2 separate regions of the Homo sapiens genome follow, and region 2 is linked to region 1. Evidence: read pairs that join two places in POLR2A ChIA-PET (ENCODE). Cell type or tissue: A673. All regions are shown on one strand. Each heading gives the region's core, and the rest is flanking DNA. Links, peaks and the distances in the headings are about the cores only.

Region 1 (7,271 bases), core at 569-4,568:
GTCAGGAGTTCTAGACCAGCCCGGCCAATATGGTGAAATCCTGTACTAAAAATACAAAAATTAGCTGGGTGTGGTGGTGCATGCCTGTAATCCCAGCTACTCAGGAGCCTACGGCATGAGAATTGCTTGAACCTGGAAGACAGAAGCTGCAGTGAGCAAGACTGCGCCACTGCACTCCAGCCTGGGTGACAGAATGAGACATTGTTTCAAAAAAAAAGAAAAAAGAAAAGGAAAAAAAAAGACAATATTTTGTTTTTCAAAAAGAAAATTTTAAAAAAATTTCTAAAGATGAAGGAGAAACAAAGAGGTACAAATCTGTACAAGGAGCATAAACTAGGCACTGTTTTTCTGGAAGACAATTTGGCAATATGCAGCACATTACTTTAAATGGGGTCTACTCTTTATCCCAGCAATTCCCTTTCTTGGAACTTTATCTCAAGTAAATTATCAGAGACACCCACAGAGGTCTCTATGCAATGATTTTCACTGTTTGTAACTTATCAGAGCAAAAGTTGAGAACCTGACTCAATGTCAATGATACCATAGTGCCATTAAAAATTTCGCTTTTGAAAATGAATGATCGAGGAAAATGCTCATGATATAATTGTATGAAAGCTTCAGAATGGAAAAACGGTGACTAGAAGAGATGTTTGTATATGCAGGAAAAGTTAAAAGAAAATATTCCAAAATATTTTAAAGTGACTATCTCTAAAGAGTAGAAATAAGACTGAGTTTTATTTTCAACTTTATACTTTTCTTGACTTTTCCAAACTTTCTACGATGAATCTATAAGCCCTCAAATGACAGAAAAAAAATGTAGGGAAAAATAATGTAAACTCCCACAGTGGTAGCGATGGTGGGGAGGCAAAGACAAAATCATTAAAAAACAAACCAACAAAGGAAAAACCTTTTCGCCTTCTCGGAAACACGTATTTTAAGACAATCCTATAAATCAGGCCTACAGGAAGCTTATTCTGAAAGTGACTGGGAACAAACCACGTCTTCACAGCCTGAAGGTTAAGCACGTTAATGCTCACTGACTAAAGCGAAAAGTGTTTTTTAGGGAAGTGAATGAAAATTTTCCCCCAAGTTTCATCTTTTGTAGTGGAGATCCCCATTTGAAATTGTTCTATCAGCAAACCACGAGGGTTTTACCAATCGCTGTGCACACTGTCTGTTTTAAAGCTGAGCAGTGTCAGTTGAGATAAAAGAAAATATTTCTGTTCAGCCCTACAAAGAGGATAGTACTGCTTAAAACTTCAAAAGCTTAAGTAAAACAAAGTTCCTGACTGGGTCGCAGGAATTTAGAGAAATGTAGGGTCAGCATTTTTCCCCCCTAAAACAGAGCTTCAGCAGCCTCTCATGAACCAGTGTTTTATATACCATGGACGTGCGGTGCTCTGCACTTCTTAACTGCAGACAATAGAAATGGCAAGAACACACACACAGAGTCCACCCTGGAAGATGAGTCACAGACGGACAAAAGAAACACCCTCCACAAGCCAGGCTGATGAAGCACATTAGCTACGATTAGTTTCTCAACATTTAGGGAGGCTATGCTACCTAAATGTGTTTTTCAGTATTTTAAATCTAACAGTTGACAGATTTTTTTTCCCCTAAAAGATTCCATCAAAACTCAAGATATACTGCATGACTTGAAAACCTCAAATTACTCTCTACTTTTTGCCTCTAAGCTCATCCTCCAATTTTAGGAGGTTTGCTGTCAACAGTAGCCAACACAACTGCCAATTAGAGTTGGCATTGGTGCAAGCTTCCTTGAATGACATAATGAACATCCTTGGGTACTCCGGGGAAATTTTTTCTCTTTTCAATTTTGTTTCTCTGTTCTTTAATGAATATTAATTGCTGCTCAAATTGCTCCTCATCTTTCCTTTTTTCTACCTTAGTGCTAAAATAATAACCATGGTACATTGAGGGGAATAGCCGGGGCAAAAATAGATTGCAAACCCTTCCTGCTGGATGGAAGATACACCCCAACTCTAGCAGACCTGCATTCTGAGCCTCTCTAAGGAAACCCACCCCAGAGCCACACCGTTAAAGCTGCTCATATTTCTTAAACTTCACGTAGTCCCATTTTAATGAGTAATGTAATTTCCGATTCATTCGAACCCTTAAGCAACAATTTTTTTTTTTGTCTTTTTTTCTTCAAATGACAACTCTACTGTCCGCTCCTCTTCTGCGCAGTGCAGCCTTCCCGGTGGGAGAGAAATAGAAACTGCTTCATTTACTGACACTGGGGCTTTCCTGGTTCTCACTGAATTTGATCATTTTTAAAGGGCTAGAGATGTAGAACTTGAAAAACAGAAAAAATTACCACCTGAACACATCCTCAGTGATGTGTAGGATTATCTCTGAGGGAAAAATACAATGAGTCACTTTTCTTTGTTTGTTTCTTTTACTTTTTCTTGAAGGAAATAGGGAGGTACATCTTTCTCAGCAGAGGTTTGCATTATTGAACGTTCTTATTCGTTTTGTACAGGGCCCCGATGGCATTTGGGGAAGCTGAATAGATACCCACAAAGCAGCAGAGATAATTAATAAGCAATGCCCTTTTAGCTACCAAAACCTTGAAGAGTCTTTCCAAATTCTGCACTGTGTATTTTATTAACGGCCCTCATCAACTACCTCTAAGAAAGGAAATTAAGAGTAAGCCCTGTAAGTTAAAAAGGAAGGAGGGAGTGGGGAGGAATGCAGGGAGGGAGGGAGGAAGGAAGGAACCCCACAGATCCCTTAGCATCAAAAGGGAGCAGCTATTAATGCCCTGCAAGAAGTCAGCACACAGGCTTCTAGCAACTCATTTATATGAAATAACTTGAAGACTGTTAACTTGAGAAATTCAAAAGTTGTTTCAAGTGTTACTGGAGGGTATTTTCTAGTATAACACAGTGTGTCAACAGAGCCGGACTGTAGCATTAACATTTAAGATGTCCCCATCAATTCCGGAAGAGAGCCAGTGGTGGGGAACTTCTGCTGGGAGCCTCAGGGGATCTCTGAAATGAGAAGACTGTAACGACCCAGGTGATCCATCCTGGAGAGAACTTGGAGGGTGAAGGAAAGCCATCTTCCACTTGCTGAAAACAAATGCCTCAGTGGCTTCCCACAGCCGCAGGCTATGGCCTTGTTGTAACAGGACCCTGTTACATTCCCTTTATGGCTGGAGTCACCTGTCACCTTCTATTCTTCCCATGTACAAACTGGCTGCCATCAATTCCGGAAGAGAGCCAGGGGTGGCTGCCCCCACCTACCTCTCTCATCACTACCTCCTGCCCCAACCCCTGCCATGACCCAGCCTTGCCAAAGTGCTCACAGCTCCCCAGAGCCTCCATGCCCTTGGCCCATGTTGCTCTTCTGTGCCCCACTCCCACAACACCCTCATTCTCCCACTCCAACTTTTCTGGCTTGATGCCTGCTTTAAAGGACAAACCTCACCACAACCAAAATGATTTGACATTGTATGTCACCTGTCAGTCAAAGTATGGCCGATTTTCTGTACTGCACGCATTTTTTCTTTCAAGCAACACATATTACTTTCGCAAGCACACAACCAAGTGAAAAGGGAAAGGGGTACAAAATTACAAATGAAAATGCTTCTCTATTTCTATAAAGTTTAATAAACTCCATTGAGGGGTATCCTCTCCCAAGACCGGATCAGGAGATCTGTGCCTCTGAAGCATCCTGTACTCATGATAAAACACGTAGACTGTTCTTACAATATATCATAATTGCCTGTTTACAAGTCTTTCTTCCACTAGCTCAGGGGGTGGCAATCTGTAGCCCACAGGCCAAACACAGCCCTGCTGTCTGTGTTTGTAAATAAAGTTTTATTGGCACACAGCCGTGCTCCTTCATTCATATATTCATTTGCAGCGGATTCTGCACTACAGCGGCAGAGTCGAACAACTGAAACAGAGCCCACATGGCCTGCAAAGCCAAAAATATTTACTATGTGGCCCTTTTTAGAAAAATTTTGCTGACTCCTGCACTAGGCTGCAAGTTCCTTGAAGAAAGGGACCATGTCTTATTCCTTCATGCCTAAGCTAATGCTCAGAATGAGGGAGGGGCAGAGTGTTAACGTCAGGTAGGAATGACCCTCCCAGAAGTCAGAATGCTCCCGTGTCCACCCGTGTTCACTGTGCTCTGCTATTTATCTTCTTAAGCCTCTTTCTGTGATTATTTTTCAAGTATAATTTAATTTAAATAATTAATACATAATTATTATACCAAATTTATATAGGCAATATAGTTTTTAAATGTTTCCACCAAACTTTTCTCTATTGGTAATTTTCCTCCAGGGAAAGATATTTCTAGTTTTATTATAAAAGCCAGTAGAAAATTGGGTATATGAAAAATTTATTTAAAACAATGAATAATTCTTTTTTTTTTTTTTTTTTTGAGATGGAGTCTCACTGTTGCCCAGGCTGGAGTGCAGTGGTGCAATCTCAGCTCACTGCAAGCTCCGCCTCCCAGATTCACACCATTCTCCTGCCTCAGCCTCCCGAGTAGCTGAGACTACAGGCGCCCGCCACCACGCCCGGCTAATTTTTTGTATTTTTAGTAGAGACGGGGTTTCACCGTGTTAGCCAGGATGGTCTCAATCTCCTGACCTCATGATCCGCCCACCTCGGCCTCCCAAAGCGCTGGGATTACAGGCATGAGTCACCGCACCCGGCCGAATAATTATCTCTTAATAGAACAAATCTATGACATTAAATTAAGCATTGTTCTAGGTGAAGAAAGGAAACTAAGATTCATTAAGTATCTACCCTGTGCTAGGGACTCTGCCAGCTGCTTTGACTAAGCACCCTGACAGCACAACAGGCCCATTGCATGGACATTATTACCAGTATGTCCATTTCACAGATGAAGAAACTGAGGCTGAGAAGTGATGCTAGTCCAAGATCAAGTGTCTCTTACATAAATTATAAATCTGTATCTGATTGAAACTCAGGTTCTTTCCCCCAGTAAACTCAAAGAAACAGCCCTAGTTCATACAAATAAATACAATTCTCTGGTTTATATTAATTTGTTACAGGTTATAGCATTTGTCTGGACAAATATTCAATACACTTTATGTGCATATAGAAGCAAAGTAGCATACTGAAAACAGGACAGGCTTCGGTGTTATTTCATTGTTACAGTGACTAAACAAATAATAATTTGTCAGGGGTCTGTGAATAGCAGATATTTGATACATGATGGCTGTTTAAGATACTAATATCACAGTATCTTTTTTAAATAGAATTTTTAGTACTGAAATGTTGAAAAAAGTTATGATCAACTCCCTATTTTAAAAACAAAGAAACTGAATAAGAGGTGAAGTGACTCATTCAGAATTAAAAAAGCTTATAGCCAAGTCAGACTTGAGCAGAGCCCAGGTTTCCTTGGGCTCAGCTGCTCCATACCAGACTGCCGTGGAAAATGTCATTTTCAGACAGGGTGACCTGATGCACAGGGACGCATGACTCTCCCAACAAATTTCACAAGTCAATTACTGCCAAGCCAGGACAACTGCTAATCTAATGGTCAGTGTGGTGGTACTACCTTCATTCTAGTCCCAAACTCTTACAACAGGAAGGATTAGGAAAAAAAAAAAATTAACATTTTAATTGAGACCTACTCTTAGGCTTCCTGCCAAATACTCATCTTTTTCTGTAACATATGAATCAGAGTACCTGAGATGGTAAACCAGTTTTTCTCCTGTTTCAACACTGGTGTAACCATCTTGAAGATGACATGATGCCTTTTTCTTTCTTTCTCTTTTTTTTTCTTGCTTTATTTAGCTCAAACTAGAAGCCAGTACAACCGTGGATCTAAATGATGACCTTTTCCATGAAAACAGCTAACACCAACCAGCTACAAACAAGGTACACAAAGCTGGAGGCTGCCCTGGGCCTACTCCACATCCCAAAGTTACTCAACTATAGTAGTTCTCAGCTGTAGTAGGTGTGACTGCTGCTACAGGACAGCATAATCCTTCAGGTTTTTACCCATTTGGACTTTGTCTTCATTGGGTTGGACTCTGGCTTACCACTGTCTCTGAGGAAGGGCATCGCATGGTAAGCGAGAGCCTGGTAGCATGGAATTCAGAGCCTAAAGTGGGGTCTGAGCCAGCTTGCGAATGTGCTGTCAAGCACAGCTGGGATGCAGGCTAAGAGCTCGGAGTTTGAGCCTGATAAGCCCCAGTTTTATTTCTAGTTTCGCCCCGCGGTCATCAGGGCAAGCTTTTTCACCGTGTGGGGGCTCAGTTTTAACATCTATGACGTAGGAGTCGCAAAACCTTCACCAGAGGGTTGTTACAAGAGTCAAAAATAACATCGGGAATGCGCCTGGTGCAGTAACCGGCACAAAGTGATTATTACTCATTAATTTTGTCTGTCAGTTAAGCAGGTCCTCGGGGGCTTATGTCTGTTGGTAAGTAACATTTTGGATCTGAGAGTAATAAAACTACTTCAAAAAGGGTTTTGATTACTTAGAGTCTGAGCTATTCATTTTAGCCTCACCCCTAACTGACCCAAATTAAGGGGTATTTTACTAGTTTTACATCCTGTCTGCATAGTCAGCACCAGATTAGAAAGTGGGCCAGACGAGGATGGAAGACGCCCTCCAGGGAGCAGCTGTGTTCATAGCTGGGAGATGCTGAAGGAGGAGCAGGTCCAGGTCTACCCGGGGCTCTACCGTGCTTTCAGGTCCTCCCACCACCTCTCAGGATGCCGTGCCCTTCACTTTGACCTCCTCAGCAGCATCCTGGGAACAGCAACAGCTTCGTTTCCAACACTTCCTGCAATCATTCCTTAAATATACTATTTTTCTGACCAAAAGAAAAAAAAAAGTAGGATGGTTCTCAAAAGCTGACAACACGATTACACCCAAGAGTGTGTTTTTATTTTCTTCCTTTGAACTAACTATTAATCTTCTAAAAACACCGTGCCAAACTGGCAGCATGACAGCAGAGTGTGACTGTGCAGGCTGGCTCCCGGCCCCCGCCCTCTGGTCGGGAGAGGAAGAAGGTCGGCTGCACCCGAGGTGGGGTGAGCCAGGAAGGCTCCCGACCTTCCACTTCAGTGCCTCCGGCATCCTGGGGACAAGCGGACTGAGAGGCAGCTCTCTAAGAGTTTCCTCAGATAGAACCTCAAAGCATCCTTAGGCCAAAGCCAGGATCACTACCCTGAGAACTCACCGGGGCCTGGCCAGATGCGTATGGGACAGCGAAAGGAGTAGAGAACACATGTCACAACTCAAGCCTCAGTAAG
Region 2 (7,602 bases), core at 1,379-5,378, 540 kb after region 1:
GTGTGTGCAGGGCATGTCACCTGGCGCTGAAGAAAAGATTCCCAGCCGCCCTAGGGGAGGGTCCAGAGAGACTTCCTGGGCATCACTGGGGCTGAGGCTTAAAGGATGGATCTGGGTGACTAGATGGAGAGGAGAGGGCACCCCAGGAAAAGCATCTTCAGGCAACTACAGAGAGTTCAATGGGACTGGAGCCCCCAGGGCAGGGATAGAGGGAAGCACAGCTGATTCTTGTGATTCGAGGTAGGTAGTTATGTTCTGTGAATGTGCCTCAAACCCAGAACTAATGAATACTGAACTATTTCTCCTGGGGAAAGCACAGGTTAGGTTCTGTGAGCGTCTGGTCACAACGTTTTCATGAGCTGAAACACCATTTGTGTTACATACGTTTGTTTATCAACATCCTAGTAGAACACACAGGTCTCATCAGCATTGAGAACCTCCCCTACCACATAACCCTTTTCCTGTATAGCACTCAGAAGGCGTTTTTACAATTCTCCCACAGCCTCCTGATCTGCAGAACCCGCCTCGCCTGCAGGTTTAACCTTTTTCACGTTGTATCACCTTCTGGAACATGCGAGCCAGTCAGCGCTAGCTGAGAAGGGCTTGACATTTTCCTGACTTTGGCTTTCAGCCTCACAACACTTTTTTGTTTTAATCACACATTGTCTCACAAATCCACAAATTTAGCCGCTTTTCCATTTTTCCCACAGTTTTGTCACCTACTATAGATGCTACTTTAGCACTTTCTGGTGGGAAGAGGTGATTTGCCTCAATGTACCTGGCTGTTGCTTCATTAACACTGAACTTAATGCCAAAAGCACAGCAACTTACGCTGAAGGCACCTCATCCAGCACAGGTACTGTCTCCACAGGCACATCGCAGCCTCCTGCACTCAGAGACAGTAGACAGCACTTCAGCACCGTGCCTGGGGGCATTTTAAACAGCAAAATCACCAACAAAAGTACAAAAATGCAAAAGCGTGGCTCTATACAGGGTGCAGAATGGACATTTGTTTACGGTTTGAGAGCTGGAACAAGGCGGCAGAGCATCGTCCTATACAGCCTCAGCTGAGATTTTGCACATCGAGTAATTCAAATGTTTCACCACTCTGCATGTCTGCAAATGACCACAAAAGTGCTGCGAGTGCTGAGTTGGGGGTGTTGTTTTGGAAACTCTCGGGTGGGCCTAGTTAACTAGCTCCTCCAGGGGGGACTTTTCCCTTTCCATCTGATGATGTTAAAGATGAGTATTCAGAAACATCAGCTGCTCAGTTTATTCTCACAGCACTCTTCTTCTAAGACGGATAGCAGGACAGGCTGGTGGCACGGGCTGGACACAGTCAGGGGTTGGATAACCACCTGACCAGGAGGGTCCCCATCTAGAGACCATTCTCAGAGTTTGGAGGATTCATCTCCTTTCTTATACCTGTATTCAGTCTGGGTCAGTCACCAGGTATTTCTTTCACAGAGTTTAAGCTATTCCTCTAAGTGTCAGATTCGTTGTAAGATTTATGAGAGTTGCATCTGTGCTGAGGTGATCTCATCCCCTGGAAATCTAGGGCCAAGACTGGAAACGCCAGGGCCAGGCTGCATCACACTGCTATGTGACACATAGTGTCAACCCTGTGAAGTGTCTGAGTGGGCCTATGGCTATCATTGGCCATACAGTCACAATATGTCCTTACAGTATCTTAAATGGAGTTATAAAAAGTCTTTAGTGGATAGTTGATTTCAAAAATATGGAATCCATGAATAATGAGGGTTAACTATATTTGCAAATCATTTATCTGAAAAGGAATGTATCCAGAACACAGAAATAACTCTTACAAGATCAATAAGAAGATAAATAACCTCATTTTTTAAATTTCGCAAAAGATTTGAACAGACACATTACCAAAGATAATATTTGAATGGCAAATAAGATGCTCAAAATCAATAGGGAAATGCAAATGAAAACCACAACAAGATAGGACTACATACTCAATAAAGTGGCTAAAATTAATTCAACTGACAACGTCAAGTATTTTTGAGGCTGTAGAACCCCTGGAAGCCTCACACATGCCGGTGGAAATTTAAAATGGTAAATGGTACAGCCACTCTGCAAAACAGTTTGCAATTTCTTACAAAACTAAACATAAACCTATTATGTGACTCAGAAACACTCCTAGGAATTTACATGAGAGAAATGAACACATGTAACCACACAATGACTTGTATATCAACGTTCATAGCAGCTTTATTCAAATAGCCAAAACTTGGAAATGAATGTTCTTCAACTGGCAAATGGGTAAACAAATTGTATATATTCATACAATGGAATACTACTCAGCAGTAAAAGGAGAAAACTGCTGATACACGCAGCAATGCGTGATGCATGATGAATCTCAGAAGCATTATGCTAAGTGATGGCAGCCAGACACAAAAGATTACATATGCCATGATCTCACTTTATGAAACTGTACAAAAATCAAAACTAAAATAACATAAAGTAGATCAGTGATTGCCAGAGGCCAGGGAGTGGAGGAAGAGAATGAGGGCAAAGCAGCAGAAGGAAATTTTCCGAGGTAGTGGGAAATACTCTATGTGTTGATTATGGCTGTGGCTACCCGACCATGTACATTTGCCAAATAGCACAAATTGTATGGCTTAAAACGTAACACCTCAATTGAGATGCTTAAAAACCAAAAATATTATGATGAGCAAAAGAAACCAAAATCAATACTAAAGCAAAACAAACAAAACAAAAAGACTTAAGCCTATAAAGCTTTATAGATTTATAAGAGAAAAACAAACAGCCACCCAATTTTGGAAGCTGGAAAGCAGATGGGCAAGTGGTAACTGACTTAGCAGACCTAAGAAAGCCATTCCCAAGTCAGCTCCAAGATAAACTGGAAAACAGCTTGATTCGCATTGCCTGAAGGATCAGATACTGGCAGATCCAGGCATCTCTTGTAGGGGTAAAAATGGGGCCCAAAACAGGAAGACTGGCACGAAGTCTATTTGAGAAGCAGTTTAACACCCAGATGTAGGGTTGCCAGATAATATAGGATACCCAGTTAAATCTGAATTTCAGATAAGGAATGAATAATTTTCTGAGTATAAGTGTGTCGCAAATATTGCATGAGGCACACTTATGTTAAACAATTACTTGTTATCTGAAATTTAAATGTAAGTGGGTGCCTGCATTTTGATTTGCTAAGTCTGTCGACTCTGCTCAGATGGCCTCTCCTACTTTGACAGAAGTGTGGAGATAATAAAACAGTGTTGTACAAGCACAGTTGAGTTTGAAGATACTGGATGGAAAACAAGAGGAATGATGGGAAGTTTCTCTAATTGATGTCTAGACCTTCAACAACTTCCCAGAGAACTGAGAGCGAGGCCTATTATCTCCAGGTTGAAGTCTGGAAGATTCTTCCCTGGGGAAGATGACCAGCTCAAGGCAAAAGACCTACAAATATTGACTTTGGAAGTTCTCCAATAAAATGACTCTATTAGGCCACCCTGCAGTGAAGACCATAGTTGACAAACTTCCCACGCACACAGAATTGTCAATCAGCTTCACAGGCTCCACTCTTACAAAGGAAGATAGCCTGGAGCACCAGATGTGTGAGCAGCCAATATGAAAGGCGCACACACACACACACACACACACATACACACAGGAAACAAAGACAGAGTGAGAAGAAGAAAGTCTCATTATTAGAGTTACAAGATAATCATGAGAGAATTTCCCAGAAAGTAGAGCCAAAAGATAAAGAGATAGAAAATAGGAAATGAAGAATAAGAAAATGAATGGCCCAATACACAGGTCAACCTCCAATCGTAGAGTCCCAGAAGAGGTGGATGTGAGAAAAATCGATGGGAGGAAATTTTTAACTGAGTGCCCAACTATAAATTCTCTTTCTATGTCTGAAGGAAAGAAAGCAGACTGGGATCAACTGACCATCTTGGCACAGTGATAAGTGCACATGTTAAGAAAATTAGTCTGGGAATAGTGTGTAGAATGGAATTGGACAGGAAAGGCTTAGCACACTGTGACAATTAGTATTTGCTGAATGCGAAGACAACTGTTAAGCTTGTGGAAATAGGAGGTACAATACAATCATAACGGATACAGGTGTGAAGAGATGAAGATCTGGACTGGGGGTAAGCATAAAAATGGACAGGACTGGAAAAATCCTACAGGAAATTGAAAAACAAAATGATACTTCTTAGTGAACACAGAGAGTAAGAAGAATCAGAGGTCTTGTAGCCTGGCAGACAGCAGAGTCATGGAACTCCTGGAAATGGGGTTTGCAGCAGGGGCCGGAGAGGGCTGCCTTCTCAAAGCAATGATGATGAGTTCAATCTTGGATGTTCTGAGTTAATTGAAGGGAAAAAGGTCTGGCAGTGATTGAGTCACTCTTCAAATAGCGAACATGTAAAGCAGTCATGGAGGAGTGCTGATTCTTTCAAAGAAAAGAACATTCTCGAGTTATTTTTAATGGATAAAAATTACCTTTGAGCAAATGTAATGTGTTAATATAGATTAGGGCCATATCAGACAGATAAAGGAGAGAACAATTAACTTCAAAAGCAAAGCTAGACTTAGTGCCTGTACACTCAGGTAGGAAACGCTAAACTGCAATTTGTTCTGAGCTGAGACTATCAATATATTCAGCTTTAGCTGGTTGGGTGGTTATGGCAGCATTAGGGACCATTTCAAAGGCAGGAGTCATCCTGGAGAGCACACACCATACCTCAAGCTGTTTTGAGATACTGTTCAGGTTGGTGTGTGGCCACAGTGGGAAGGGAGTAGAGCTCTGCAACACAGGGGGTCTATAAATAAATCCAGAAAGTGAGATTCATTTGTCTGCGTCATTTCAGATGATCCCTCAGCCCACCCCAGGGGTAGAGGAGTTCAGAATTTCAGATGTGGGTGGGCTTCTACATGTCAGTGTGACCCTGATGGCACTGGGGGTCTGTTCTTTTTTGCCTAGTTGGTGTTTGGTGTTTGCTATGGTCTGAATGTCTGTGTTCCCCTGCAATTCTAATGTTGAAATCCTAACCCCTAACATGATTATATACAGAGGATAATCCCCTTTTTTCTTCCTTTTTTTTTTTTGGAGATGGAGTCTTGCTCTGTCACTAAAGTTGGAGTGCAGTGGCGCAATCTTGGCTCACTGCAACCTCCGACTCTTGGGTTCAAGCAATTCTCCTGCTTCAGCCTCCAGAGTAGCTGGAACTACAGGCACGCGCCACCATGCCTGTTTAATTTTTGTATGTATTAGTAGAGATGGGTTTCACCATGTTGCCCAGGGTGGTCTTGAACTCCTGACCCCAGGCAATCTGCCTGCCTTAGCCTCCCAAAGTGCTAAGATTACAGGTGTGATCCACCACACCTGGCCAATCCCTTTCTTTTGAGAGGTGATTAGATTATGAGGGCAGAGGCTTCATCAATGGGATTAGTGCTCTTACAAAATAGACCAAGGAAGCTCATTTGCCCTTCCACCATGTGAAGACACAGCTAGAAGGTGTGTCCACTATTGTTATAAGTAGATAGATAGGCATGAGCGGGAAAGGAGAGGGCTCTCCCCCGCAACCCACTAGGAATGCTGCGTGATGGTTCGACAATCATTGCATTGCCTCTTTAAAAACAATAATTGGGCAGCGCCAGGGGGAGGTCATTTCCTGATGATTCACACATGTTAACAAAAAAAAATGTTAACTGAATGCAGACCCCAGGGAGAAGCAACTTCCTGGGCATGCACATTAAGACATAAAAATGGCAAAGTACGATGTTCCAGGTACGTGCCATCAGAAAAAGGAAGAAAGCCTCAGATGGGCAAGCGTCTAACTCCCTAAACGTGCTCCCTAATCAGCTTCTAGGAAGAGCAGAAGAGCTGTGGTAATGAATGCAACACGTTATTGACGATACACATGTTGATTCCAAGGAAATGCTGGGTAAGCATGACTCAGAGTCATTGCTGGGCACCTAAACTGTGCATACTCAGTTCCTAAGGGTAAGGAGGGCACTGCACGTGCAGAAAGCCCAGCCTAAGGGAAGAATCATGGGAAAGAGGCCAGCCTATAAACTCCTAGGATCAAGGTTCAAGGCTCTGCTTTTTTCTCTCTTTGACCTTCAGGCGCCCACTTGGATCTCTTCCAAGGGTTCTTTCCTTTCTTTCCCGTTCTAAAGCCTTTTTAATAAACCTCCATTCCTGCTCTGAAACTTGCCTCAGTCTCTTTTTCTGCTTTATCCCCCTCAGTTGAATTCATTCTTCTGAGGAGGCCAGGGCTGAAGTTGCTGCAGATGCCTATGGATTCGCCACCAGTAACTCGGGGTAACTTGGTCTCTTCTACCAGTAACACTATGAACCGGAAAATGGCCCTCATCAGACACCAAATCTGCCAGAGCCTCATCTTGGACTTTCCAGGCTCTGGAACCGTGAGAAGTAAATTTCTGTTGTTTATAAATTACCCAGTCTACGCTGTTTTGTTATAGCAGCCAGAAAAGACTAAGACAGTGTTAATTCTATTTTCTTTTGGTTTCGTAACTTTACAAGAACAGACTGAGAGAAGATTAATTTAGAAAACATCTCAATATCTATGTCGAGCCTTGATAGGTACTATATTCACACAGGGTTTCAGAGTTAAGTTTCTGATATGGTTTGGATCTGTGTCCCTAAACAAATCTCACACCAAATTGTAATCCCTGGTGTTGGGAGGTGAGGCCTGGTAGAAGGTGACTGGATAATGGGGGCACAGTTCTCATGAATGGTGTAGCACCATCCTGCCTTGGTACTGGGTAGTGAGTGAGTTCTCACAAGATCTGGTTGTTTAAAAATATGTGGCACCTCCCCACTCGCTCTCTCTTGCTCCTGCTCCAGCCATGTAAGATGAGCCTGCTTCCTCTTCCGCCATGATTGTAAGATTCCTGAGGCTTCCCTAGAAGTAGAAGCTGCCTTATGTGCCTATGCCTCCTGGACAGGCTGCAGAACCATGAGTCGATTAAACTTCCTTTTTTTTTTTTTTTTTTTTTTTGAGGCAGAGTCTTGCTCTGTTGCCAGGCCAGAATGCTGTGGCGCAATTTCGGCTCATTGCAACCTCCACCTCGCGGGTTCAAACAATTCTCCTGCCTCAGCCTCCCGAGTAGCTGGCACTGCAGGTCCCTGCCACCATGCCCGGCTAATTTTTTGTATTTTTAGTAGAAACAGAGTTTCACTGTGTTAGCCAGGATGGTCTCGATCTCCTGACCTCGTGATCTGCCTGCCTCGGCCTCCCAAAGTGCTGGGATTACAGGTGTGAGCCACCGCGCCCGGCTGAGAAATTTTAATGGTACATGTGTTGCCTCATAATCAGTCAGGAAAAGAACTTAAGTTCAATCCTCTCAACCTACATCATGAGCTAAATAGAACATTGTCGGCTGGATGCAGTGGCTCATTCTGGTAATTCCAGCCTTTTGGGAGGCTGAGGCGGGTGGATCACCTGAGGTCAGGAGTTTGAGACCAGCCTGGCCAACATGGTAAAACCTTGTCTCTACTAAACATACAAAAATTAGCCGGGCGTGGTGGCAGGCTCCTATAATCCCAGCTTCTCAGGAGACTGAGGCAGGAGAATCGCT

Evidence for each region. Peaks named below come from ENCODE experiments on the same cell type or tissue, not always from the same donor. Only the 100,000 strongest peaks of a DNase experiment are listed, where the experiment ranks them.
Region 2: POLR2A ChIA-PET joins it to region 1 with 7 read pairs; 1 of 35 experiments calls an interaction of 5 or more read pairs at or near these places.

Annotation. Positions count from the first base shown.
Region 1 is chr6:3,420,892-3,428,162 of GRCh38, forward strand. The region is part of intron 1 of SLC22A23 (solute carrier family 22 member 23); the gene reads right to left. Among named protein-coding and RNA genes, the nearest start is that of SLC22A23, 33 kb to the right of the region's middle. RefSeq lists an enhancer at 6,634-7,271. In A673, for the core only: no CTCF peak of the experiment used is centred there; DNase peaks (open chromatin) are centred at 1,440, 1,750 and 2,760; H3K27ac peaks cover 2,370 bases.
Region 2 is chr6:3,959,606-3,967,207 of GRCh38, forward strand. No RefSeq gene overlaps it. Among named protein-coding and RNA genes, the nearest start is that of TGILR, 51 kb to the left of the region's middle. In A673, for the core only: no CTCF peak of the experiment used is centred there; a DNase peak (open chromatin) is centred at 3,586; H3K27ac peaks cover 1,975 bases.